Regions from separate parts of the Homo sapiens genome. Here all the other regions are linked to region 1. Evidence: chromatin loops called from intact Hi-C (ENCODE). Cell type or tissue: heart right ventricle. All regions are shown on one strand.

Region 1 (5,000 bases):
TAAATCACAGAGCTGTTTCTATAAGTCAAATGGAAGTAAAGTTCTAAAAGATAAATAATTCTTTTCAAGGCCGGGCGCGGTGGCTCATGCTTGTAATCCCAGCACTTTGGGAGGCCGAGATGGGTGGATCACAAGGTCAGGAGATCGAGACCATCCTAGCTAACACGGTGAAACCCCGTCTCTACTAAAAATACAAAAAATTAGCCAGGCGTGGTGGTGAGTGCCTGTAGTCCCAGCTACTTGGGAGGCTGAGGCAGGAGAATGGCATGAATCCAGGAGGTGGAGCTTGCAGTGAGCCGAGATCGCGCCACTGCACTCCAGCCTGGGCGACAGAGCGAGACTCCATCTCAAAAAAAAATAATAATAATAATTCTACTCAAGGTTAAATATGTTTTGTACAACATAGATATGCCACAGTACTTATTCAGTATGGGAAAAAATAAGTTAAAGTCATCTTCCGATGCTCTTTAGTGGCTATGTGTTTGATAAAGATGGCTCCTCATGCAAGGGAGGTCAATGCCATCACTACCAGGGTGTGTGGAGAGGGGAAACTTTGTAGAAAAACAAAGAGAAGTGGGTTCAGAGCAAAAAGACCTTCATTCAGAGGATCATAGAACAGTGATGAATTAACTTTATTAGAAGAGAGCATATCCCTTTGTCCTCGGCCCCTGGAAAGGGATCTCTGGGGCCCTGGAATGTCCTGCCTGGTAGGAACGTCTTTGTTTCCCTGGTGGTTTGGCTACAGGCCAGTATAGCAATGTGATGGGTGATGGGCGTTTAGGGCTATTAGGTGTCTCATCTGCCTTCCAGAGGAACTGAGGACTAAAGGGGTTAGACCTTGGGGAAGGGCTGGAGACTCCATGTCTGCCATGACGGCAGCTTGTGATCCAGCCCCAGGAAGAGCTCTGCATTGTCATGAGTTAAGAAAGACTTACTCCTTGGCCAAACTTCAGTTGGGCGGTTCTGAGCCTCTTCTCCTCTAGACATTGACCTTGGCCTTCCATGCCCATCCCGTGCTTGCTGGGCCTGCACCGCCCCAGCTCAGCAAGAATCCCCCAAAGTCAATTTAGAGAGGATCCCCCCAGCTTGCTGTCTGAGCACACTTGCTCTCTGATCACGGTCTTCACCCATTCATTTGATAAGCGACTGTCTGACCTGCCTTTAGGGAGCATCCTGTTAGGCCAGTTTAGCAGGAACCCCCCACTCTGGTGTCTCCTGTCAGTCCTGTTCCATCTGCCGCCCCTTACCCTGGTGTTGGCTGTGACTCCCCCTCTGACTTTACTGTATTGGGAGCTGGGCTCAGTCTCCCTCCCCTGTAACAACAATCCTGAATAAAGGCTTCCTTCCTGATTTAATGTGATTCATAGGAATTTTTCCTTAACTGGGTGAGCTTCCCTGGTTGGCAACACCCCATGTGTTTTGTTCCACATTGACACAGGAGAACACAGCCTCCTGAGGACAATGAAGCTTCACAACTGAAACCCTCTCAGACTCTGCCCTGTATGTCTCTTCCTTAATCTGTGTTCTTTCCCTGTGATAAACCACAATCGTGCAATAACAGTTATCAGTGAGTTACGTGAGTCCTTGTAGTGAATTATCCAACCTGAGGGGGGCTTAAGAAAGCCCCTCAAGTTTGCAACTGGTGTCAGAAGTAAGGGTGCACTCGAACGTTGCAGTTCACCTAAATCTGAGTCCTTAAGAATTCAAACACAACCTCAGACTAGAAGGTGTCAATTTGCCTGGCATGTTCTCTCTTCCAATGCCTCATGCCCTTTGACGTTCTGACTAAAGGCCACTGGGTCCAGCCACTGCCACCTATGACTGAAAAGTGGAAGACCTGGCTATTAGTCCTGGCTGCACACAAACTCTCAAGCCACCTTACTGCCTCCTGACCTGGCACCTCCAAACTTCAGGGTCTCACTCTCACATGTCACCAGCCAAACTAATGCCTTAGCAGGTGACAGCTTCATGTGTATACAGGTCAAGGCCCTGTACAATTTCATGGAAGCTCTTGAGGACTCATGAGGACTTTGAAAATCATCTCTATAAATCACTAATGCTGAAAAGACCTGCATTTGGACAAGATGGTAGAGAAAGTGTTTTTCTCTTTGGTTGGGGACTTGTGAGTCTTCCGAGAACCCTTCAAATTACACCAGTTGAAGCCACTCGTCCCCACTCTGGAAGTTGGCCTGAAGAAACATTGCCTCTACTCTATGTAGAACAGAAGAAGGTTTCAAATGGCAGCCCAGAACTCCCCATTTCCCAGGCATGGTGTCGGGGAAACAGTCACCCATGGCCCACTATGCCCATCAGTGATGGGATCAAATCAGGGAGGGAAGAAATATCCCTCTCCTACTCACGGGTCTTCTGCAAGTCCATGACCATGTTACATTTCATGCTCTCAGTGTCTCCCTTCTCTCACCCTCCTCCCAGCCTTGATGCTCCAGCCTTCCTGCTGCTCCTCCAATCTAGGTCCACCCCTGCCCCATCCTGACCCCTGGCTCTGCCCCTGGCAATGTCTCTCTGGGTCTTTGGGCGGCATCATGCTATTTGGTTCCCCACCTTTGACCTGGAGTTCATTCTAAGGCCTTCACCACACTCCCATCTGATTGAATTACTAATAGCATTGGACAGACGGCAGGTCCCAGTCTCCAAGACATAAACCAACAGCCCCAGAGCTGTGCAGGGACAGAGCCAGGATCCACCCCAGCTCTGTCCAACTCCATTCCAGCCTCTCTGTGTCCTGGGTCAGCAGAAGGATTCTGCTGTGTTTGTGCAGTTCCTCAGAAGTTCAGGAAAAGGGCCCCAGACAGCATCTCCGGGAACACACATTGATCAGGTCAAGATTTTTCTGACTTTTCCCAAAGAAAGTCCTGCTGGGCTTCCATCTCTAAGAAAAAGACTTTTGGCCCTGGTCTCTTGCCAGCAAGTTTTGTAAAAGGTAACGCTAACTGAGCACCTACTGTGTGTCAGTCATTATGCTAAATACTTTACATGCATTATCTTATTTTTCTCACAATAAAGCTCAATGGATGAAGAAAGGAAAGCAGAAAGTAGTCAAGTAGCTTGCAAAGCTCCCATCACCAGTAGATGGCAGAACTGACCCTGCCCTTGTGGGCTTCTTCTCCCCTCAGCCTGAGGTCACTCACTGCCAGCGAAGCACTTGGAGGAAATATTCTTCCTGCACTGCTGAGAGGGACATCCTCAAGCCCAGCAGAGGGGGCTGCCTGGAGGAGGTGTGCCTGCCAGAGAAAACTAGCCCGGGGAGATCTGGGTGGCATCACCGGGGTGCCCCAAGGAGGTAACCCCATGGAGGTTACCTGGGCAATTCAGCCACACGCACAAATCTCTTCCAGGCTTCATCGCTAGTCAGCAGGATTTTCAGATGCACTGGGCTAACTTTCTTCTGGAAGTATTCAATGACTTCTTCAGTGAAGCGTTTCTTTTCTAGTTGGAAACAAAAAGGATAAGATTGGAAGAAAGTTTGCTACCACATAAATGGCATTGAGTATAAGGTGGTTCGGTGTTAATCCTCCTGAACCAGCTGTCACATGGGGTATTTTTGATGGAGGCACCAGTGCTATAGACTGAATTGTGTGCCCCCCAAATTCAAATACTGAGGCTCTAAACCCCAGTGACCGTATTTGGAGATTGAGCCTTTAAGGAAGTCATTAATTTAAAGGGAGTCATAAGAGTAGGGACCTACTCCTATAGGACTGGTGTCCAATTAAAAGAAAAAAAAGAGACAGATGATCTCTCTCTCTCTCTCTCTCTCTCTCTCTCTCTCACACACACACACACACACACACACACACACACACACACACCACTGTGAAGGCCATGTGAGGACACAGCCCTGAGGCAGCCTCTGTAAGCCAGGAGCAGAGCCCTCCCCAGACATCAACCCTGCTGGCACCTTCACCTTGGACTTCTTGCCTCTAGAACTGTGAGAAAATACGTCAGTTGTTGAAGCCACCCAGCTTGTGGCATTTTACTAAGGCATCCTGAGAAGAGTGATTCACCAGGGAAGTGCCACGATGCTTTGTGGAGGAACCAATCTATTTCAGCTGAGAATCACCAGAAAGTGAGCTTTCCACCATGTTTTCTCCCCATGTACGGGAAATATTCCAGTGATCGCTTCCTCCTGCCATGTGCCTATTGTCAAACACTTTACACCAGTGTCTTCAAAATCTGAATTTTGACCCATCAGTGGGTTATGACAATAGTTCATTGTGTCAAGAGCAGCATTTTAAAAAGAAAAGAGCATTGAAAATATCAGAGTATATTGAACATAGCAAGAGTGAGTATTCTTTTGTAAGATACTTGAAATATACCTATAGACCCTTATGTAAATTCCTGGGATCTAGATGTGTTTAGGATGGCAGCATTTTCAATCTTCTAGAAGGGACAGAGGGTGCATATGGTTTATCACTGACCACTCCCAGCAGGGACTGGGCCCCACCTTGTAATCAAAGGTACAAATGTTTCAACCAGGAAACCAATGAATATTCACCTTAAGTGGCATACATAATATTATCACTACAAAGCATCTTAGTACACAGCAGGATTACTGCCCAGATGAGTTGCCCCAAAAATGTGTGGTTTGCAGGGATTTGGGAATTATGGAACTCCAGAGAAGGGGCTGGGAACCAGTTTGTATTTATGTATGCACTGGGACATGATGTATAATTGTTTCCTGCTGTGCTCATACGTGCGAGGCCTCATTCTCATTTCACAGAAGGAGAAATTGAGACCCAGACAGCGAGAGACACCACCCAACCCAGCAAGCAGGAAGCTCAGGATTTGACTCAAGGCCAGCGTTCCCTTGCCATTACTTTGAAGACTCCATATATTTAAAAAATGCCTGTGGTTTCTGCATTCTCCCCTGTAGTATACCTGTGGGGTTTTAAACATTTTATTTGCACAGAGGATTCCTCCTGCTGGTCATGGGCTCTCTCAGATGGGCAGTGGAGGGGGTTCTTTAGGTGGGCAGGGGAGTG
Region 2 (5,000 bases), 83 kb after region 1:
CGTTTTATAAAATGGGGAGTCAAGAAACACTGGCCATAGTGAGGGCGTAAGAAAAACATTGCAAGTAAATTGTTTACAAAGTTTCTAATGGGGATTATAAAACTAGCGATATAATATTAGAAGAAGGTGGGGAGGGGAGTTAGAAGTGTAAAGATAACTTAATAATAATAAATAAATAATAAGTAATGAATAAAAATATTAATAATAAAAATAGTAATAAAAAAATTATATCCTAATAGGAAGCAAATAAATAGTGATGTCTAAATTTCAAAATGGAGAAAAATAAAAATGCAATAGCTTATATTTATTGACCATCTGCTTTGCACCAGGAACCTTCTAAATGCTTTGCAGGCATTAACTTATTTTTAGTTCTCACAACAACTGTTAGAAAGATACTATTATCACCTGCATGCTTCAGATGAGGAAACTGAAGCTCAGAGAAGTTAAGCTAGTGACAGCACCTAACTAGTGACACCCGGAATTCAAACTCAGGCTTCCTATCTCCAGAGCATGCACTCTCACTATTTCATGTCCCAGCATAAGAAAATTATTTAAATATATTTATTTACTCCCTAAAGAAAAAGCTAGGGCCGGGCGTGGTGGCTCACACCTGTAATCCCAGCACTTTGGGAGGCTGAGGTGGGTGGATCACCTGAGGTCAGGAGTTCAAGACCAGCCTGGGCAACATGGTGAAACCCCGTCTCTACTAAAAGTACAAAAATTAGCTGGGCACAGTGGCATGTGCCTGTAATCCCAGTTACTCGGGAGGCTGAGGCAGGAGAATCGCTTAAGCCAGGGAGGTGGAGGTTGCAGTGAGCCAAGATCGCGCCACTGCACTCCAGCCTGGGTGACAGAGGGAGACTCCGTCTCAAAAAAAAAAAAAAAAAGAAAAAAGAAAAAGCTAAAATTGGGACTAATTGCTCTTAATTTGGGTAAGTGGAGCCGTCTGTACTAATTGATTGATTGATTGGGAAGGGGTAAGTAGAGCCCTCTGTACTAATTGATTGGTCTTAACCATCTGCTGCACTCACTTATTACTTTATTTTTTTAATTTAAGAGGACAGAATTCAGTTTATAGTAGTTAGTAACTGCTAACCTCAATAGCAAGTTAGGTTCTGGTGTCACCTTCCTTGAAGGTTATGGAGCAATGTGAACATGTGCCAGTGAGAAATAAGCCTGCCTCTGATATGGAAGTGCTGGGAAGGGAAGCATGTAGTCCCTTTAAATGATATGGATCCCACCTCTGGGAGGCCTGTAATCCCAGCACCTGTAATCCCAGCACTTTGGGAGGCCAAGGCGGATAGAGCACAAGGTCAGGAGTTCGAGACCGGCCTGGCCAATATGGTGAAACCCCGTCTCTACTAAAAATACAAAAATTAGCTGGGCATCGTGGTGGGTGCCTGTAGTCCCAGCTACTCGGGAGGCTGAGGCAGGAGAATTGCTTGAACCCGGGAGGCAGAGGTTGCCGTGAGCCATGATTACACCACTGCACCCCAGCCTGGAGACAGAGTGAGACTTTGTCTCAAAGAAAAAAAAAGAAAAGAAGTGGGGGCCTCACACACAGTTTCCTGGATAACAGGAACTATTGTAAGAGATCCCACCAAACCACAACCATGCAGAATGAATCACAGCCCTGCACAAAGGCCACCTCTATGAGGACATCTGCCCAACAACTGTCTGTTTAACCTTGAGCTAAGGTGACCCTTGTTATTAATTCTTGTACCTAGGGATCATTATTTAAAATAACTTACATAATTCTCCCCATTTTGGCTTTAAAAACCTCTGCTTTCAGCCGGGCGTGGTGGCTCACGCCTGTAATCCCAGCACTTTGGGAGGCTAAGGCGGATGGATCACCTGAGGTCAGGAGTTCGAGACCAGCCTGCCCAACATGGAGAAACCCCATCTCTACTAAAAGTACAAAATTAGCCGGGCATGGTGGCACATGCCTGTATTTCCAGCTACTTGGGAGGCTGAGGCAGGAGAATTGCTGGAACCCGGGAGGCGGAAGTTGCAGTGAGCCGAGATCGCGCCACTGCACTCCAGCCTGGCTACAAAGCGAGACTCCGTCTTGGGGCAAAAAAAAAAAAAAAAAAAAAAAAAACACCACCTCTGCTTTCCTTTGTCTCCCTGAGTCGGCCTGTGGTCCCACCATGGGGTGTCCTGGCACATCATGTATTCCCAGATTTACAAATCCTTCTGCTCATTCCAGAATAAACTTGTTATCTTCAGAGACTCCCTTTCTGTTGTTATTTTAGGTTGACGACAGACTCCCTGAACGTAATCTCATAGTGGAGCAACCAGAATGGGGACTGCAGACTCAAATCCAGGTGAGAATCAGGTGTCTCTTAACTTCAGGGACGTGGGACGTGAGCAGAGACCATCCATTTGGAGATTCCGAGGATCTAGTGACTAAGAATAGGGCTCAGTTTCACCATCAACACCGCAGGAAAATTCACCCAGGATGTCTGCAGCTCCAGAGGAGGGGGCTTGGGCCAAAATCTTGGGTCCATATGCAATTTCGGCCACTGAGAAGGCAAACCCAACTCGAAGGGGGAAATGAACCCTGAAATTGCTTTGGAAGATGTGCGGTGACATCGCCAGCACCACCTAGTGGAAGCTGGAAGTGTGGACAGCCCTCCTCACAGCCACCACCCCCACCCCGCCCTGCCCCGCCAATGGAGAGGTGTGCTTGGCCAGGTCATGCCCGATGTCATTGTCTGTGTGCACCATGACAGGGACCCCAGCGCCCTGTTCTGCTCTTTTTCAAGGCACCCTGGAAGGAGGTGGCGAGCTTCAAGCTGGGCATTTGACAATGGGGGCTTCTGAAGGCATCAGTGGCTAGCGGAGACAAACAAGCCTAGGACTGCAAAGTGCAGGGGAAGGGAATTGTGTTTCATGCCCACAGCCCCTGGGGACCCCATAGGAGGCTGAGGGAGCAGCCACTGGTCCCGGCCACTCACAGCCCGGCCACTAGCAGTGTCTCATGGACAATCCTTTTTGTCTTTCCTCATATGGAAAAATTGGGCCCTGAGTAACAGGTGTCAGCTTCAGGAAGGTTCAGAAGTAGGTATAAAAATGACAAACACAATCAAGCTCATATTTTCCTGCTGAAGTCTAGACAAATGTGTGTTTCATTTTGATGCACATATAACATTTAAGAGAACTGGACTCATACACAGAGTTAACAGAGTAGTTTTTGGATTCAGATTTGAAATAGGTAATCGAGTAATTGATATAGATGCAGGATTTCAGCTTGAATGCCTCTCTGCTAGTAGGTACTGAGGGTGCTGCAAATAAGCTTTAGCCCAGGGAGAGGGAGAAGCATCTAGCTCAGTGGATCCCAAACAGGAGAAATGAGGAGTGGAGGGTAGGGAGGGTGCTGTGAGCACCCACAGCAACAGGATCTCTGGAACATGCACCAAGGGACATGCGCCAACCTCTATCCCCTTCCCTCCAGCAGCCAAGAGACAAAGGAGACTCTTGTCTGGAGTCATTGCGGTGCCAAAGCATGACCTTAAAAATGATAGCAACTTAGCTGGGCGTGGTGGCTCACGCCTGTAATCCCAGCTCTTTGGGAGGCCGAGGTGGGAGGATCACCTGAGGACCTGAGGTCAGGAGTTCGAGACCAGCCTGGCCAACATGGTGAAACCCTGTCTCTACTAAAAATACAGAAATTAGCCGGGTGTGGTGGCAGGCACCTGTAGTCCCAGCTACTTGGGAGGCTGAGGCAGGAGAATCATTTCAACCCGGGCGGCAGAGGTTGCAGTGAGCTGAGAGCGCACCACTGCACTCCAGCCTGGGTGACAGAGCGAGACTCTGTCTCTAAATAAATAAATAAATAAAATAATAGCACTTAGCTGCTGTGGAAAACTATATGACGGTTCTTTGAAAACTTAAACATAGAATTACCATAGGATCCCTCAATTCCACTTCTGGGAATATACCCAACAGCATGAAAACAGGGACCTGACCAGATATTTGTACAGTCATGCTCATAGCAGCATCGTTCACCATAGCCAAATGGTGGAGGCAACCCAGGTGTCCATTGACAGATGAACGGATAAGCAAAATGGTACGTGTACCCACAGGGAATATTATTCCGCCTTAAAAGAGGAAGGAAATTCTGACCCATGCTGTAACAAGGATGAACCTTAAGGACATTCTGCTAAGTGAAATAAGCCCGTCACAAAAGGACACATGCTGTATGATTCCGTTCATGTGAGGTTCTTACGGTGGTCAAATTTATAAAGATAAGGAGCAGAGTGTTGGTTGTCAAGGGCTGGGGGAGGGAGAATGAGCAGTTCATGTTTACTGGGTACAAAGTGTCAGTTTTGCAAGAGAAGAGTTCTGTGGATGATGGTGGTTGTGCAACAATGTGAATGTAATTCCACGAAACTGTTCACCTAAAAATGGTTAAAAAGGCAATTTTAGGTTATGAATATCTTACAGTTAAAATCTTTAATTAAAGTCCTTTCAAAGCCCAACCTTTGCAGAAAAAAAATTATAGCACCTGAGCCCTTTTTGGTTTGCAGAACATTTTCACACACATAGTCATACATGCTTCAACGACGGCCCTGTGATAAAAACATTTATTAATTTGGCTTCCCAGAGGAGAAAACTAAGGTTCAAATGGGGTGAAACGGCCAGGTGTGGTGGCTCATGCCTGTAATCCCAGCATTTTGGGAAGCCGAGGCAGGTGGATCTCCTGAGGTCAGGAGTTCGAGACCACCCTGGCCAACATGGCAAAACCCCATCTCAACTAAAAATACAAAAATTAGCCAGGTGTGGTAGTGCACGCCTGTAGTCTCAGCTACTCAGAAGGCTGAGGCACGAGAATCACTTGAACCTGGGAGGCACAGGTTGCAGTGAGTCAAGATCGCTCCACTGCTCTCCAGCCTGGGTGACAGGGACTCTGTCTCAGAAAAAAAAAAAAAAAAATCCAGGTGTGGTGGCTCACGCCTGTAATCCCAACACTTTGGAGGTCAGGAGTTTCAGATCAG
Region 3 (5,000 bases), 280 kb after region 1:
CTGGCCCAGGCTCTCGCCACACATCCTGGGAGAACTGCCATAGGCCCTAGAAGGAGGGATGAAAGGCGTATGGGAGGGAAGACAGCGGTCCCCGGATCAGCAGCAGCACCACCATCCTCTGATGGCCCCTGGGCAGTCCGCCAGCTCGGAAGCACTCAGGGCTGGAGCCTGGGCTCTAAGCATGGGCCCCAGGAGCCAGACAGGAGGGAGGCAGCAGGAAGGGCTGGCATGGAAGGGCTGAGTTCTATTGGGGTCCCACGCGGGCAAGGGAACCAGGACTCATCCCTGCTTGTCAGCCAATCAGCTTCTTCAGGAAGGCCTCCAACTGATCCTCATCCTTGATGCCCACAAACTTGTCCACCACGTCCCCATTCTTCATGGCCAGCACAGTGGGCACCGCTGACACCTGGGTGGAGAGGACAAGGGGGTCCAAGTGAATTGGGAGTGAATACTTCTCAACTGCCACTCCTGAGCCTTTGTGGGGAAGGCTGGTGGCTTATCCAGGGCACTGACTTCCCAAAGCCATGGGCAGGCCTAGAGGAACATGGCTCTTCTCTCGGTGCAGGGGTACTGCAGGGCCCGGGGGCCACCCGCTGAAGAAACGTCTTCCATTGCGGGCTCCCAACAGTACCCTTCCTCCCTTAACCACAAGACTGACTCACTGGCCCAGTGGTTTTGCTGGAATGACAGGAGAGATGAAAATAACCCTTGCAGCTGCAGGCCAGGGCTGGGGGCAGGGAGGAGCTCAGGGGAAGCCTGGCCCAGGAGGAGACAGAAGCTGGGGGACAGTTCGAGTCCTGGCTTTGCACTCACTAGCAAGGGGGCCTTGGCCGGGTCACAGCACCTTTCTGAGCCTCAGTGTCCTTTTCCATAAAATGGGGGTAATGTCTACCTTTAGGGTTTGGGATGAACATTAAAGATTCAAGTATAGGCTGGGCACAGTGGCTTATATCTATAATCCCAGCCTTCTGGGAGACTGAGGCTGGAGGATTGCTTGAGTTCAAGAGTTCCAGACCAGCTTGGGCAATATAGTGAGACCCTTTGTTTACTAAACCCCCCCAAAATATTAGCCAGGCATGGTGGTACATGCCTGTACTCCCATACTCGGGAGGCTGAGGCAGGAGGATCGCTTGAGCCTGGGAGACTGAGGCTTCAGTGAGCTGTGATTGTGCCACTGCACTCCAGCCTGGGTGACAGAGACCCTGCCTCAAAAAAAAAGAGAAAGATTTGAGTATAAAGCAGAGCTCAGGCTGGGCGCGGTGGCTCACACCTGTAATCCCAGCATTTTGGGAGGCTGAGGTGGGCAGATCATTTGAGGTCAGGAGTTCGAGACCAGCCTGGCCAACATGGTGAAACCCTGTCTCTACTGAAAATACAAAAATTAGTCGGGCATGGTGGCAGGCACCTGTAATCCCACCTACTTGGGAGGCTGAGGTGAGAGAATTGCTTGAACCTGGGAGGTGGAGGCTGGAGTCAGTGGAGATTGCACCACTGCACTCCAGCCTGGGTGACAGAGTGAGACTCCATCTCATAAATAAATAAATAAATAAATAAATAAATACATAAATAAAGCAGAGCTCAGGTTCTGGCGGACGCAATCCGGCTCCTACCAGCCAGGTGAGCTGGGGCACGCCCCTCAGTCACTAAGCCTCAGTGTTCTCAGATGCAGGATGGAGATACTAAGGGCACTGCCATTAGAGGGCATGAAAGCTGAATGAAATAACGCAAGTAAAGGCTCAGCACAGCGCCCGGCAAATAAGCTTAGGAACCTGGCATTGTGCCTGGCATACTGTGGGCATTCAAAAAACAGTGGCTACAGAGGGCACAAGGAAAAGTCCAACACAGGCCCCACGAGAGCACATTAGCTTGCTGCTGTGATGAGTGACAGGGTCCAGAAACTCAGGGACTTCTACTGGACAGCATGAGAGGAGAGGCTTGGCCATACACAACCTGACGCTTATTAGCAGGTTGCAGGCAGATGGCAAGGACAACATTCTTGGTCTGTGAAGCATTTACTCAGTTCCCTCAGGGACCTGCATAGGTTATGTGGAACGTGGATGAGGCTGTGGCCCACCAGACTGGCATTGTGAGGTCTCTGCTGCCTGGGATCCCTGCCTGGCATTCGTGGGCATTTGAGAAAACCATTTAAACAGAACAAGATAGGCCGGTCGCTGTGGCTCACGCCTGTAATCCTAGCATTTTGGGAAGCCAAAGCGGGCAGATCACTTGAGGTCAGGAGTTCGAGACCAGCCTGACCAACATGGTGAAACCCCGTCTCTACTAAAAATACAAAAATTAGCCGGGCGTGGTGGGGCATGCCTATAGTCCCAGCTACTCGGGAGGCTGAGGCAGGAGAATCGCTTGAACCCGGGAGGCAGAGGTTGCACTGAGCTGAGATTGTGCCATTGCATTCCAGCCTGGGCGACAGAGCAAGACTCTGTTCCCCCCCTCAAAATAAATAAATAAAAATAAACAGAACAAGATAAACACAGACTTTTCTTACATACAAATTAAACTACAAAGTAAGAGCAGAGATTCACACAAACATACCAGGTCTTCACATATCCCAGTGCTGCCCTGCCACGGCCCATCTTGGAAGCCAGTAAGATTCAGAATGTTCAAAAACCATGCACATGGTAGTTAGGAAAGGCACGCAGGCCAGACCATCCCGCCCTCACCCACTAACTTTACGTGGCAGGCCCTGCACCCCACTCCTCACGGACACTTTGGGGACAAACACAGCAGGTCACAGGACACAGTCCTTGTCCTTGTTAGTGCCTCAGGCCCCTTCAAAGGCTGTCCCTGGGCTGATGTGGGTGGCAAACCCTGTCTCCAGGCAGAGCAGGGCCCGAAAGAGTTTGCTCCAGGAAGCGCCTGAAGCCACCAGGGCCTTCCCAGGCATTCTTTGGTGCCCTCTAGTGGTCTGCAAAGGCAGCTGGAGTGCCTCAAAGCCGGAGCCTCTTGGCAGAAGCAGAGAGCTCAGCCACCGGCTCCCACCTGCACACTGTCCTATTCCTTTAATTAAAATATATGCTTTATGCCACTGTATAAGAAGTGGCCTAACTTTTTTCACGGCAAGACTCTAAGTTCACTGAAGAGGCTCAGAGAGTGGACTTAGCGTTCCTTAAGAACTCCAGATAGGCACAAGCACAGTGGCTCACACCTGTAATCCCAAGTACTTTGGGAGGCCAAGGCAGGAGGACTGCTTGAGGTCAGGAATTCATGACCAGCCTGGGCAACATAGCAAGACGTCGTCTCCATAAAAATATTAAAAAAAAAAAAAAAGAACTCCAGATGAAGGCCATAATGATCTCACTCATGTAAACCTCCACACATGCTTGAACACGCACAGACCCTGCTGGTGTCAGGTAGACAGCAGATGTGCTGTCAATGGAGGTCTGGTCACTACTGATCAAGGGGATATTTTGAAGTTGAGCTTAAACACACACACGCATACACACATATATACACACACACACATACACACTACCCGCACTAGGGGCTCACAGGAAACCTGAGCTGGAATGGGACTTCCCTCGACCCTGAGGAGGCGGCTGAAGCTCTGCTGCTCCTGTGTCTGGCTCACACATCAGGAGGTGCCGGTGCCTGTAAACACTGCCTTACATGGAAGTGCACAGGGCCTTGGCACATTCTTCTGGAATGTTTTGAGTGTGAAAGAGGCAGTGACTGAGCCAACTGAGGGGCTGAGGAAAAGATACGCTACGACGTGTTGCCTGTCCTGTTCCGTGAAGCCACTTGGAACCTCCTATCCTTGGATAAAGACCCTCTGAACTCGGCAGGAGTGGGGGAGTGTGTACGTGTGCGCAGTCTCTTTCTGCTAACCCGTAGCTCGCCTGCACCGCCACTGAGCTCCGTGTCCTGGTATGTCTTCTCCTGTCCCACCCCGATGGCATCCATCTGTTAACTCAGCTAAGGGCCTACCAAGGGAAAGGCACAGTGCTGGGTGCTGCGGGATGTTGCAACCTCCTCCTCGGCTCATTGCAGAGTTAAAAGGAAAAGATCGCTGTCACATGCTGGGTGCTTTTTCGTGTCAGGAATGATATAAACACCTCTATACACTATCTCACACTCTCCTGGCTGTGGGCAGGATCATTTTAACGATGAGAATACTGAGGCTCAAAGGGTGAGCAACTGTTCCAAAATGATGTGGTGTAGGACAGGCGCGGCAGCTCCTGCCTGTAATCCCAGCACTTTGGGAGGCTGAGGAAGGTGAATCATCTGAGGTCAGGAATTCGAGACAAGGCCGGCCAATGTGGTGAAACCTTGTCTCTACCAAAAATACAAAAATTAGGCCGGGCGTGGTGGCTCACGCCTGTAATTCCAGCACTTTGGGAGGCTGAGGCAGGAGAAGTGCTTGAATGCGGGAGATGGAGGTCGCAGTGAGCCGAGATTGCGCCACTTCACTCCACCTGGGTGAAAAGAGTGAGACCCCCTCTAAAAAAAAAAAAAAAAAAAAGCTGGGATCTGAAACAAGATCTGTTTGACTTTGCAGTCCAGGGGATCAAACTCTGTTGTGCTTCTGCCCAGCAGCAAAGAGAGAGAGACATCTACTGAGTCCCAGCAGGGGGAAGAACGTGGGGACGCATTAAAGGATTTCATGCTTCAAATGCAAAATGCCAAGTGCTTTGTAAAAGCTTTTAGATATGAGAGGGTTCTTGGAAAAACGATTATTGAAAAAATGAACTACATAACATTCTGGCAGAATTAGGTAGACAGTGAAAAGATCAAGAGTCGCCAGGCCTGGAGGGAGGAGGAAGGAGAGATGAACAGGCAGAGGAGAGAGGACATGGAGGCAGTGAAATGACTCTGGATGATGCTAGAATGTGGACACCGGCTATGACACATTTGTCCAAACCCACAGCAGGCACAACACCAAGAGTGATCCCCTATGTAAACTTTTGGCTTTGGGGGATAATGATGTCCGTGTAGGTTCATAAGTTGTGACAAATGGACCACCCTGGTATGGGCTGTTGATAGTG
Region 4 (5,000 bases), 91 kb after region 1:
GTGTCTGTCTGTCCATCCATCTCAGGCTGCAGGAGAAGAGGCTTATTCGGCAGGTTTGGCCTCAGCCCCATCCGCTTTGCCATCTACCTCTTCGTCGGAGCCATCCCCGGCGCCTTTCCGGGCCATTCGGCGGGGCACGACAAACGGCAGGTCCCCGCGCCTGGGGGCAGAGGTAGAAGCAGAGGGTCAGCGGGCCCGGCCAGGCCAGGGGCGGCCACAGCACAGCCCACACATCTCAAAGTGAATTCGAGAGGGAAACCAGGTGCCTGGCTGCTCCCACCAGAAAGAAGCAAAGTGGAGTCTTGGGAGCCACAGCTGAGCTAGACAGGACCACTCTCAGGAAAGCAGGCAAAGCTTCCCGCAAAATGTTTAGGTGTCGGACATCTTCACACACAACAGTAGCACAAAAACAGCTCAGGCAAACAGGACCAATTACAACAGGAAAGGCACAAAAGTAAGTGTAAAATGCCATCCTCTGTTGCAACTCCTATAAAACCGGTGAAACCAAGACAGGTAAACAGGTGTGCCTGTTCACACAGAGTACAAAGACAGGCACCCTCTTTCTACCACATGGCAGAAAATTCATATACAATACTGACTACTTATGCTTACAAAAAGAGCCCCATGAAGGCCTGGCACGGTGGCTCATCCTTGTAATCTCAGCTCTCTGGGAGGCCGAGGCGGGTGGAGCACCTGAGGTCAGGAGTTTGAGACCAGCCTGACCAACATGGTAAAACCCCGTCTCCACTAAAAATACAAAAATTAGCCGGGCATAGTGGTGCATGCCTGTAATCCCAGCTACTCCAGGGGCTGAGGGAGGAGAATCGCTTGAACCCGGGAGGCAGAGGTTGCAGCAAGCCGAGATTACACCATTGCACTCCAGTCTGGGCAACAAGAGCGAAACTCCGTCTCAAAAAAAAAAAACAAAAAAAATAAAAAAAACACGTAAACACATAAGAAAAAAACATGTAAGAAATGAGTATCTCAAAAAACACAAAATGAGAGTCTCAAAAAACCCACAAAAAAACACGTAAGAAATGAGAATCTCAGAGAATAAGATCCTCTGCTTCAAACATTCACTACTTCTTGAGTGTTAACACTCCCTGAGAAACGCAAAGGAGCGTTTTTAACCTCTGTAGGCATTGCTCATGAGGCTCACATTCGTTTTGCAGATATTTAACTGAGGCACCTAACATGTGCCAGGACTGGGCCAGGTGGCCTCAAGCAACTTCCAATTCAAAAGACAATAGACTTTTAGGACAGCTGGGAATAAACTACCTAGAGTTTACTGTGTGTTCAAAACACTAAGCTAAAGCCTCAAAGGCAAGGAGCCAGAAGGGGCAGGGATTGCTTTGTGCAGTCCTTTCTTGGTGACATTCGTGCCTTGCTTGTGGGCTCTGGTTGAGGAACAAGCTACCTTTTGAGAGAAGTGCCGAGGCAAAGGGGCGGGTGGGCAGGGCGGCTCACCTGAGCTTGTTCTTTAGGGAGCTGACTTCGCGGTTCATGGCATCGGCCGTCTCAGTGGCGTCCTCCAGCTCGCGCTGCAGTTTCCGGCGGGAGGCGTTGGCCCGCTGGGCCTCCTCTTCGGCCTCCTCCAGCTGCCGCTTGAGCTGCTTCAGGCGGGTAGATGCCTTGTCGGCCTGCGGAGATGGACGTGTGGCCCGTGGCCCCGGTTAGGGGCTCTGGGCGTGCAGCCAGTCAGCCCCACTGCCCTGCCTGTCACCCCATCTGCTGCCCAGCCCCGCTGCCCTTCTCACTGCCCCACCAGCGCCCACACCTGGTCCTTGTACTGCTCGGCGTTCCTCCGCTCGTCATCCACCTGCAGCAGCACATCCTTCAGCTTCTTCTCGGTCCGACGCACCTGTTTGCAGGCTGCCTGGCGCTCCCTGCATGACAGACAAGGTGGCTCAGAGGGAACACCCTCCTTCAGAGGGTCCGGCCAACAAGCCCTAACCAGGACCACCCATTCCCCGGGGCTCACTGGCATCTAGGGATCACGTAGGGAGGCCTTTGCTAGACACCTATGTGTACCCGGCTTCTTACGACGGGCACTGCAAATAGCCCCATTTACAGATGAGGAAATGGGCTCAGGTAAGGGAAGCGACACACCTCAAAGAGCATCTATGTAACTGGAAAAGAGGTCTGGGGGCCTACTGTAAACCCCATTCCCTCCAAGGAAGTCTCAGTCCTGCTGAGCCCATAGGACAACTGTCCTAGTGGGCAGGACCCCCCTGTACCTCCTGCTCTGATTCACTCTCAGACACAGCCACCAAAACTCCTGGCTTTAGAGGTGGAACAGAGAATCCTGTTCAAACCCCACAAGCTCCCCCAACCACCCAACCTGTGGAAGGGATGAGGGCCCCATCAGGAGGGAGGGAAACAGCCCCAGGCTCAGGAGACAGAGAGCTGGTTGTGGCCCAGATTTGGGCAGGACTGCAGGGGGGCCAGAGTTTTTTCCAGGACAGCTGGGGTTGGGCGGGGCCAGGGGCACGTACTTGGTCTCGTTGTCCAGCTGCTCCTCCAGCTGTGCAATCTTGGCCTCGAGGGCGGTGATGGAGGCCTTGTACTTGGACTTGACAGTGCCCTCCATCTCCTGCAGCTTGACCTTAAGCTCCTTGTTCTGGCGTTCCAGCTGCTGCCGAGCATTCTCGTTCTTCTGGGCGTGGCTGCGCTCCAGGTTCAGGTCGGTGTTGATCTGGTCGATCTGCAGAAGAAGGGCCAGTGACCTTGGGGAGGGCTGGGGCCCTGGCTGGAGGGCATGAGCAGGGCCAGAGGAAGGTGGCAGCAGGATCCCACCAAACCCTTGGGGTCCAGAGTCTTGGGTCTCCCAGAAAAGGGAAGATTAGAAACTTCTGAACACCCAACACAGAAGCCAGAGGGGGACCTTTCAGGTCCAGGTGCCTGGACATTTTCCCCTAAGCGCCTGGGGAGCAGCTGGCACTTGGCCTGTGCTTCTGCCGGCTGGGTCCAAGGCCAGCTCTGCCGTGGTGGCTCCAGCCAGAGCCCAGAGTGGGAGAAGTCCTGGCACCCACCTGCAGGTTGGCCTTCTTCAGCCGGTCGTTGATCAGCTCCGTGTTGCCCTGCTCCTCCTCCAGCTCCTCCTCCAGCTGGGCGATGCGGGCCTCCAGACGCCGCTTCTCCTCTAACGCCAGGGCTCTGCGGGGTGGGCGGGAGAAGTGAGGGGCCTACCCTGGGGACACACCTGGTCCCCCCCAACTCTGCCCCCTCACTCAGCTCACCCTTTGCCGCTGCTGTTGGCGATCTCGTCAGCCAGCTCATCCCGCTCCTGCTGGGCCTGGCGCTTGGCACGCTCCGCGGCTGCCAGTTCCTGCCACAAAGACCCAGAGTGTGACCTAAAGGCAGCCACAGCCCCACAAGACCATCCTTCCCAGCCCCAGGCACCCTCCCCTCAAGCCCTTCCCCAGGCCCACCTCCCCACGAAGCCCTTCCTCCAGAAACCCTCTAGCTCACAGGGCTGGTGCCCCCCTGAAGATATAGCTTAAACACCATATGTTTATAAAACTCTTACATTTAAGTGCTAGGAATCAAGCCAGGTGCCAGGGTATGGCGATAAGTAAGAAGTGTCCTGGCCTAACCAGGGAGACCACGTGGACAGAGTCACTCAGGGCGGCCCCTCCCTGTTCTGGGTAAGCCAGAGCTTGGAGTCAGCTCTGGAGGCCACAGGCAGATGGCTACACCCTGGACGCACTCGCAGCCGGCACATCACGCTGCAGGGCACCCTCCAGACCTGGGAAACACTTCAGGACGGGCTCAGGTGCGACGGGCAGGGCGGCCGAGGGGACGCTCAGACCCCTTCTCACCAGGCAGCATTCACAGCAGGAGGTGGTGGTGGCCACAAAGCCTCATCTCATGTGAGGGATGCCAGTTTCACACACACACACACTCTGATCATACGAGGGAGCCCCGCTATGAAACGGAACCCTGGAGGGAATCCTTATGTAACCTGAGAGCCATCCCCAGCCAATTCCTGGAGCCCAGTAGGACTCCAGCCCTGTCCTCAGCTGAAAGCCCCACGCTGCCACCTGCTGGCCGCAGGGCAGCGGTGCCGCTCTCCATTGCAGCCCCACCCACCTCCTGCAACTGGATCATCTCGGCCTCCATGCTCTTCAGCTTCTTCTCGTTCTCTTTGGCCTGGGCCAGGATCTCCTCACGAGAGGCGCGGGTGTCATCCAGCTCGCGCATGCAGTCCTTCATCTGGGCCTGGGGTGGGGACAGAGGCTTGGCACCCCACCCAGCTCCTTGGCCCTCCACCCCAACCCTCATGGGTCACCTCGCCAACAGGGCTCATGGCTGGTGCTCCACTCAATGCTGTATTTAACCAACTAACCGTGGTGACAGGGCAAAAAGGCAACTAAAGACAATCATCTGTGTATCCCACCCCGTAATGCACACTTTGACAGTGTTCGTCACCGTGGACGTGAGCCCAAGCTGAGCTTCATTTTCTACTTTCTGTCCCCTCCTGTGGGCCGGAAGCCAGTGCCCATGGTGCCACCCCTAATGCGCACCTGCCACTCAAAACCAGTGCCCAGCCTGCCGGTCCATCCCCACCACAGGCAGGAAACACCTTTCCTTTTGTTATTCTCCTGTTACTTCTTTTAACACTAAAGACCTTTGTCAAATAGCCTTTTTTTCCTTTTGCAGATAAATCCGAAATTGAGATTCCCCAAATCAAAGAGAGTGACTGGCTGTGTGCAGCCCGACCACACCAGTAAAAAAATGCCACCAGCAATCAGAGCATCTATGCCCACAACCTTGACCACAATGAAGTTTTAAAGTTTTTGTGGGTTTTTTTTTTACACTTAACATTTTTTTTTTGGCCGGGCGCAGTGGCTCATGCTTGTAATCCCAGCACTTTGGGAGGCCGAGGCGGGTGGATCACAAGGTCAGGAGATTGAGACCATCCTGGCTAACATGGTGAAACCCCGTCTCTACTAAAAATACAAAAATTAGCCGGGCGTGGCGGCGTGCGCCTGTAGTCC
Region 5 (5,000 bases), 61 kb after region 1:
AGCTCAGAACAGCTGGATCTTGCTCAGTCTCTGCCAGGGGAAGATTCCTTGGTAAGTTGGGGACAGTTGACCTGCCTCCATCTTATTCTCACAGCTTTTGTAGATAAGCTGGGAGAGGTTAGGTGACTGGTTCAGATAGACAGGAAAGTAGCGGCAAAGCCTGGATTTGCACCCAGGCTTGAGTCTGATTGCTTCCCCTCTCCTGCTGGGCTCTTAAACTATAGAGGGTTGGGGAAACAGCTCAGATGGGTTCACAAAGCTCCCTGGGCTCAGCCCTGGTTTTGACTGCTGAGACACGACTGAGTGAACCCAGAAGGAAGGTTTGTGTTGGGGGTGCCCATCTCTTTGGGAAATTTGAAGGAACCAAAGAAGGTGGAGGAGAGGAGGTGACCCAGATCCCAGCCTGTTCTTATGGCCAGGCCACACCAAGGCTGGCCCCAGGGTGCTGCTGCTGAGGCCCAATGGGGGCAACAGAATTTTTTTTCAGGTACAAGGAGTTCAGAGGTCATCTCACCCACCCTGAGTCTGAGCACCAACTTGTGCCAGGCCCTGTGGGGAAACTGAGGCCCTGGGAGCGGAATGACTTGCCCAGGGTCCCGTGTCAGGAGGCTGAGCAGGTAGATCATAGGACTCCACGTCTCTGGCCCTCACCTCTGTCCCTCTGTTCAGACTTCTGGGGTGATGGAGAAGAAACAGGCTGTGCTGTGTCCCTAATGGGAAACGTGGCTGAGACAGGGGAGTGAGAAGGGTGCGTTGCAGAATGGTGCCTGTGGCATGATGCCAGCTTTGCAATCATGAGATTCAAAAGCCACACTGTGGAATTGTGAGTATAACTACAGGAGTGAGAGCTTAGATCTCTGTGTTCATAGAAGGAGAATCAAACCTGGAAACTTTTGGATTATTAAAATCAAACATTTTTGCTTCAATATTAGAGTCACAAGGGCAGATGTTGGCCTCCCCTCTGCCCTCCAAGAGCTGTGTGACTCTGGGAAATTCACCTCCCCTCCCAGCCTGAGTATTTTCCCCTGTAAAAAACCTGATAGAGCTGCCAAAAGTCCATGAAATCAGGGGGGTAATTTCTGTGAAATCTGAGTCATGGTCTTATTTGTTCTTCACCAAAAAGAGATGATGAAGCCTGTAACCCCAGTGCTGTGGGAGGCAGAGGCGGGAGGATGACTTGAGGCCAGGAGTTCAAGACAGCCTGGGAAACACAGGAGATGCTGTCTCTATGAAATCAAAAATTAACAAATTAGCCCAGCATGGTAGTGTGTACCTGTAGTCCCAGCTACTCAGAAGGTTGAAGGAGGCGGATCACTTGAGCCCAACAGATCTAGGCTGCAATGAGCTAGGATGGTGTCAAAGCCCTGCAGCCTGGGTGACAGAGCAAAACTGTTTATTAAAAACTAAACGAAAGGCCGGGCGCGGTGGCTCACGCCTGTAATCCCAGCACTTTGGGAGGCCAAGACAGGTGGTCACGAGGTCAGGATATCGAGACCATCCTGGCTAACATGGTGAAACCCTGTCTCTACTAAAAATACAAAAAAATTAGCCGGGTGTCGTGGCGGGCACCTGTAGTCCCAGCTACTCGGGAGGCTGAGGCAGGAGAATGGCGTGAACCCGGGAGGCAGAGCTTGTAGCGAGCCTAGATCGCCCCACTGCACTCCAGCCTGGGTGATAGAGCGAGACTCCATTTCAAAAAAAAAATGAAATGAAAATGGTGATTTCTCAGGAGGAGCACACTGTCTCAACCCCTCTTTTCCTGCTCAAGGAGGAGGCCCTGCAGCGACATGGAGGGAGCTGCTTTGCTGAGAGTCTCTGTCCTCTGCATCTGGTGAGCTTGGCTCAGAGCCCTGAGGCGGGAGGGAGGGCTCCCTGTCTGGGCTGCACAATTGGACTGGGCTTGGGCTGGGCCAGGGCCATCTGGGCTTCTTCTAGGAACCAAAGTCACTTCCCGGAATTGACCAACCGGCAGACTCGCCCAGGGAGGACCCGCTGTATCCTAGTTGAGGCTAACGGTCAATATCCGGCCTCAATATTCAGCAGAGGCTCCAGGTCAGGGTCTGAGCCAGGCCAACAATGACCAAGGAGGATGGGATCCAGGGTGCAGCTCCTCACAAGTGTCGGGGGAATCCGAGGCACCAGCTCTCTCTACCCTCCTGCTCCTCTGCTCTCTCCTGGTCCTCCTGTGTCCTCATGGCTCATGAGATGGTGTTGAGATGGCTCCCCTGGCCTAGGGGATCACACAGTGAACAAAGCAGGAAGAAGGCGAAGGGATGCCCCTCTCCTGTCACCCTTGTCCCTTACAGCAAGAAGGGCCCAGACGCCCCTCTGCATACTCCCCTGGTGAACTGCTGCCCAGGACTGGGTCCCCCTTTTACCCTTGCTGCATGGAGTCCCCAGAAGACAAACATCTGTGTGTCTGAACCCTGAGACAAAGGCAGGAAAGGGAAAGAGGGAGGCGAGTGGCTTTTGAGGAGGGGGCTTTAGTATGAGAGCTGGAGGATGGAACCCCATCAGGGGGCCCGGGAACCACTGAGCTGTTAAAATAAAGTCTGCAAACAAAGACCAGCTGCTGGAAGTGGGTGTGCCAGGGAGTGCGCAGAGACACACGGTGAGAAAAGAACAATGGTAATGCTTGGAGCCGCCCCTAACTGGGATGGGCCTGAAATGGTATTGTTATTATTTATAGTATCATTATTAGTCATTTTCATCTTATTTGTACCCTCCCTCTATCTCTCCTCTCCACCTTTTCCTAACATTCTATCACCAGTTTTATGTCTTCCATTAGCAACTTTGTAGCTGTAAATAATTTACTTACAACTTTCATATACCCTCAGTTGTACCCAGTATTTCTTAACTTCCCTCTTTAAAAAAATGATAATATTAATCCTCCTTCTCCTTCGTTCAGTGCTTCACATCCCAACTGCTACCTTTGTGCTTTAAATTTTGTACTAATTGGTGTTGATAACAAGTATATTTAGTTCTCATATTTATATGTTGTGTATATGTTTTGGTTTTTTTTTGTCTTAAACAAGAGACTACTGAGAGCCAGTAAGACTGAAAGAAAGGGCATCTTCATATACTGCTAGTTTGAGTGTGAATTGGTACAATTTGCCTGCAGTGTGGCTCTAGGTATAAAGCCTTTTGAGTTGTTGATAGCCTCTGACCTGCTCATTCTACTCCTACAAATATCTTAAGGAAATAATCTCAAATGTGGGCAAAGTTTTATGCGAAGAAGGATGTTCTTTGTAGCATAATTTATATGAGGAATTAGAAACACCCTGAGGTCCATCAGCTAGGGAAAGACAGCAGAGGGGACAGGGCAGCACCAGGAGGGCTTGGCAGCCACAGCAGGGGCTGGGCTGGCATCTGGCAAGATCCAGGTCTTTGTGGGACAAAGAATCTTAGAGAAGCAACGGGGACACAGGCTGTCCAGTGCAGCACCAGTGAATTCACCAAGATGAAGAGTTGAGCACAGAGTGTGAGACAAGGATTTGCAATGAGGAGTCATTTACCATGAGCGTGTATACATGACTCAATATTGTATATTTAAGGGAGTAGAGCACAGTCATTGAAAACATGGGGTTGAAGCAGAAGTCCTGGCTCTAGCACTATTGTAAAAACACTGGCAAGTTCCCTAACTTTTGTGGATTCCTCTGTGTTTGAATGGGAAAGTGGTACCCATCTCCTGGCCTGTGTGTGATCATCGAATGAGACACATGTAAGAGGCTCTGCACATCGCAGACATGCAATACACACTGGCTATCACCAGCTAGTTATCACACATGCTCCCAGGCCCTGGTCATTGTCAGAACCTTCCTCCCCATCTCTATTTCTGTGTATAGACTCTGTAGTTTCTGTAATGATCAGATGGCTGCCCGTCCTCTGATTATCTTCTCCTCATACCCCAACAGGATGAGTGCACTTTTCCTTGGTGTGGGAGTGAGGGCAGAGGAAGCTGGAGCGAGGTGAGTGTCTGCAAATAGCAGATGATGGGGGCTCAGTGATAGACAAACAATCTGGTTTAGGTTGGTCTTGGTGTTTGCTTCCACCCCAGAGAGATTTGCAGAGCCCCGGCTGCTCAAGCAAGCCTCCCTCTGTCCACTGGTGGCTCACATTTGATCCCACAATTTGTTTTCTCCTCCTCAAGGGTGCAACAAAACGTTCCAAGTGGGACAGATACTGGAGATCCTCAAAGTAAGCCCCTCGGTGACTGGGCTGCTGGCACCATGGACCCAGGTAGGCTCACCTCCTCTTCCCTGCTGGTTCCTACTCGCACTTAGAATGGAGGGTGGCACCTCCACAGCTGAGTGAGCCCCAGAAGAACCCGGATGGACTAGGAGGCCAATGAGTCTGCCCAAAGCAGCAGAAGAGGTCACGTGGAGTCCCCCGACCCAGGGGTCTGGGGGTCATCTGCATCCTGACCTCTCCTTAGGGTGACACGGCCCAGGTGCCCACTTCCTCCCTACCCTGGCACCTAGCAAATGACTCAAGTGGGGCAGGACATCCTTGGGGAAGTGGAATCAGCGGGGGGGGGGGGGAGTGTGGGGAGAGCAGGGTCCAGGAGGAGAGGAGGGCTGGGAGAGGAGGTTGACCAGCAGCCCCGACCTGTCACCTCCCGCTCTGCTCCAAGCTGACCCTGGGGTGTTTCCACCTGAGGCTGGTCCCCTCCCTCCAGCTCTTGCCCTGCCCTAGCCCCTTTGCTCTGAGTGGCCCTGTGGGAATGTATCGGGCCTGATTCAGCTTCCAGCTTAACTGGACCCCGGTCTGTCCTTTGCCACATCCCCTCTGTGTGACCTGGCGCTCCTTACCTCCCTTCTCCTGTACCATGAGAATAATATTTCCCCATGTTGTCTTGAGGATCAAATATAACACGGCTACCTGGCCTGGCCAGTGCCTGCCACACAATAGGGCCTCCCTAAGGGCTGGTTCCCATCCCCTCTACTGGTCCCCTGTTGATTCCAGGTGGAAGCCACCCCGTCCCCCCCCAGCTGTGTTAG

The links. Hi-C counts contacts between places; a loop is a spot of excess contacts. Peaks named below come from ENCODE experiments on the same cell type or tissue, not always from the same donor. Only the 100,000 strongest peaks of a DNase experiment are listed, where the experiment ranks them.
Region 2: it touches region 1 in a loop (13-fold over the local background); 91 of 110 quality-filtered maps call a loop at or near these places.
Region 3: a loop joins it to region 1, with 3 times the contacts of the local background. A loop is called at or near these places in 33 of 110 quality-filtered maps.
Region 4: a loop joins it to region 1, with 3 times the contacts of the local background. A loop is called at or near these places in 91 of 110 quality-filtered maps.
Region 5: it touches region 1 in a loop (4-fold over the local background); 13 of 110 quality-filtered maps call a loop at or near these places.

What each region holds. Positions count from the first base shown.
Region 1 is chr22:36,191,991-36,196,990 of GRCh38, forward strand. APOL4 (apolipoprotein L4) reads right to left here. Exons shown (of 4, transcript NM_001386885.1): 3 at 3,321-3,447. Among named protein-coding and RNA genes, the nearest start is that of APOL4, 7.3 kb to the right of the region's middle. In heart right ventricle, CTCF peaks have their summits at 3,095 (motif pointing right) and 3,296; a DNase peak (open chromatin) is centred at 3,141; H3K27ac peaks cover 1,529 bases.
Region 2 is chr22:36,275,227-36,280,226 of GRCh38, forward strand. No RefSeq gene overlaps it. Among named protein-coding and RNA genes, the nearest start is that of MIR6819, 9.2 kb to the right of the region's middle. In heart right ventricle, CTCF peaks have their summits at 2,594 (motif pointing left) and 2,799; a DNase peak (open chromatin) is centred at 2,594; H3K27ac peaks cover 1,005 bases.
Region 3 is chr22:36,467,512-36,472,511 of GRCh38, forward strand. It overlaps TXN2 (thioredoxin 2), which reads right to left. Exons shown (of 4, transcript NM_012473.4): 4 at 1-406. The coding sequence ends at 293. Among named protein-coding and RNA genes, the nearest start is that of TXN2, 12 kb to the right of the region's middle. RefSeq lists an enhancer at 2,392-3,228. In heart right ventricle, CTCF peaks have their summits at 2,918 (motif pointing left) and 3,122; DNase peaks (open chromatin) are centred at 99 and 2,900; H3K27ac peaks cover 5,000 bases.
Region 4 is chr22:36,282,626-36,287,625 of GRCh38, forward strand. It overlaps MYH9 (myosin heavy chain 9), which reads right to left. Exons shown (of 41, transcript NM_002473.6): 35 at 4,093-4,221; 36 at 3,240-3,328; 37 at 3,033-3,156; 38 at 2,496-2,704; 39 at 1,778-1,886; 40 at 1,468-1,640; 41 at 1-160. The coding sequence ends at 43. It overlaps MIR6819 (microRNA 6819), which reads right to left and starts at 4,282; the gene lies at 4,222-4,282. RefSeq lists an enhancer at 3,771-4,283. In heart right ventricle, a CTCF peak has its summit at 4,054 (motif pointing left); DNase peaks (open chromatin) are centred at 2,502 and 4,046; H3K27ac peaks cover 3,195 bases.
Region 5 is chr22:36,253,169-36,258,168 of GRCh38, forward strand. It overlaps APOL1 (apolipoprotein L1), which reads left to right. Exons shown (of 6, transcript NM_003661.4): 1 at 1-51; 2 at 1,769-1,831; 3 at 3,915-3,968; 4 at 4,151-4,239. The coding sequence starts at 1,788. Among named protein-coding and RNA genes, the nearest start is that of APOL1, 2.5 kb to the left of the region's middle. RefSeq lists enhancers at 18-77, 1,827-2,326. In heart right ventricle, no CTCF peak of the experiment used is centred here; DNase peaks (open chromatin) are centred at 703, 1,473 and 1,893; H3K4me3 peaks cover 2,471 bases; H3K27ac peaks cover 4,824 bases.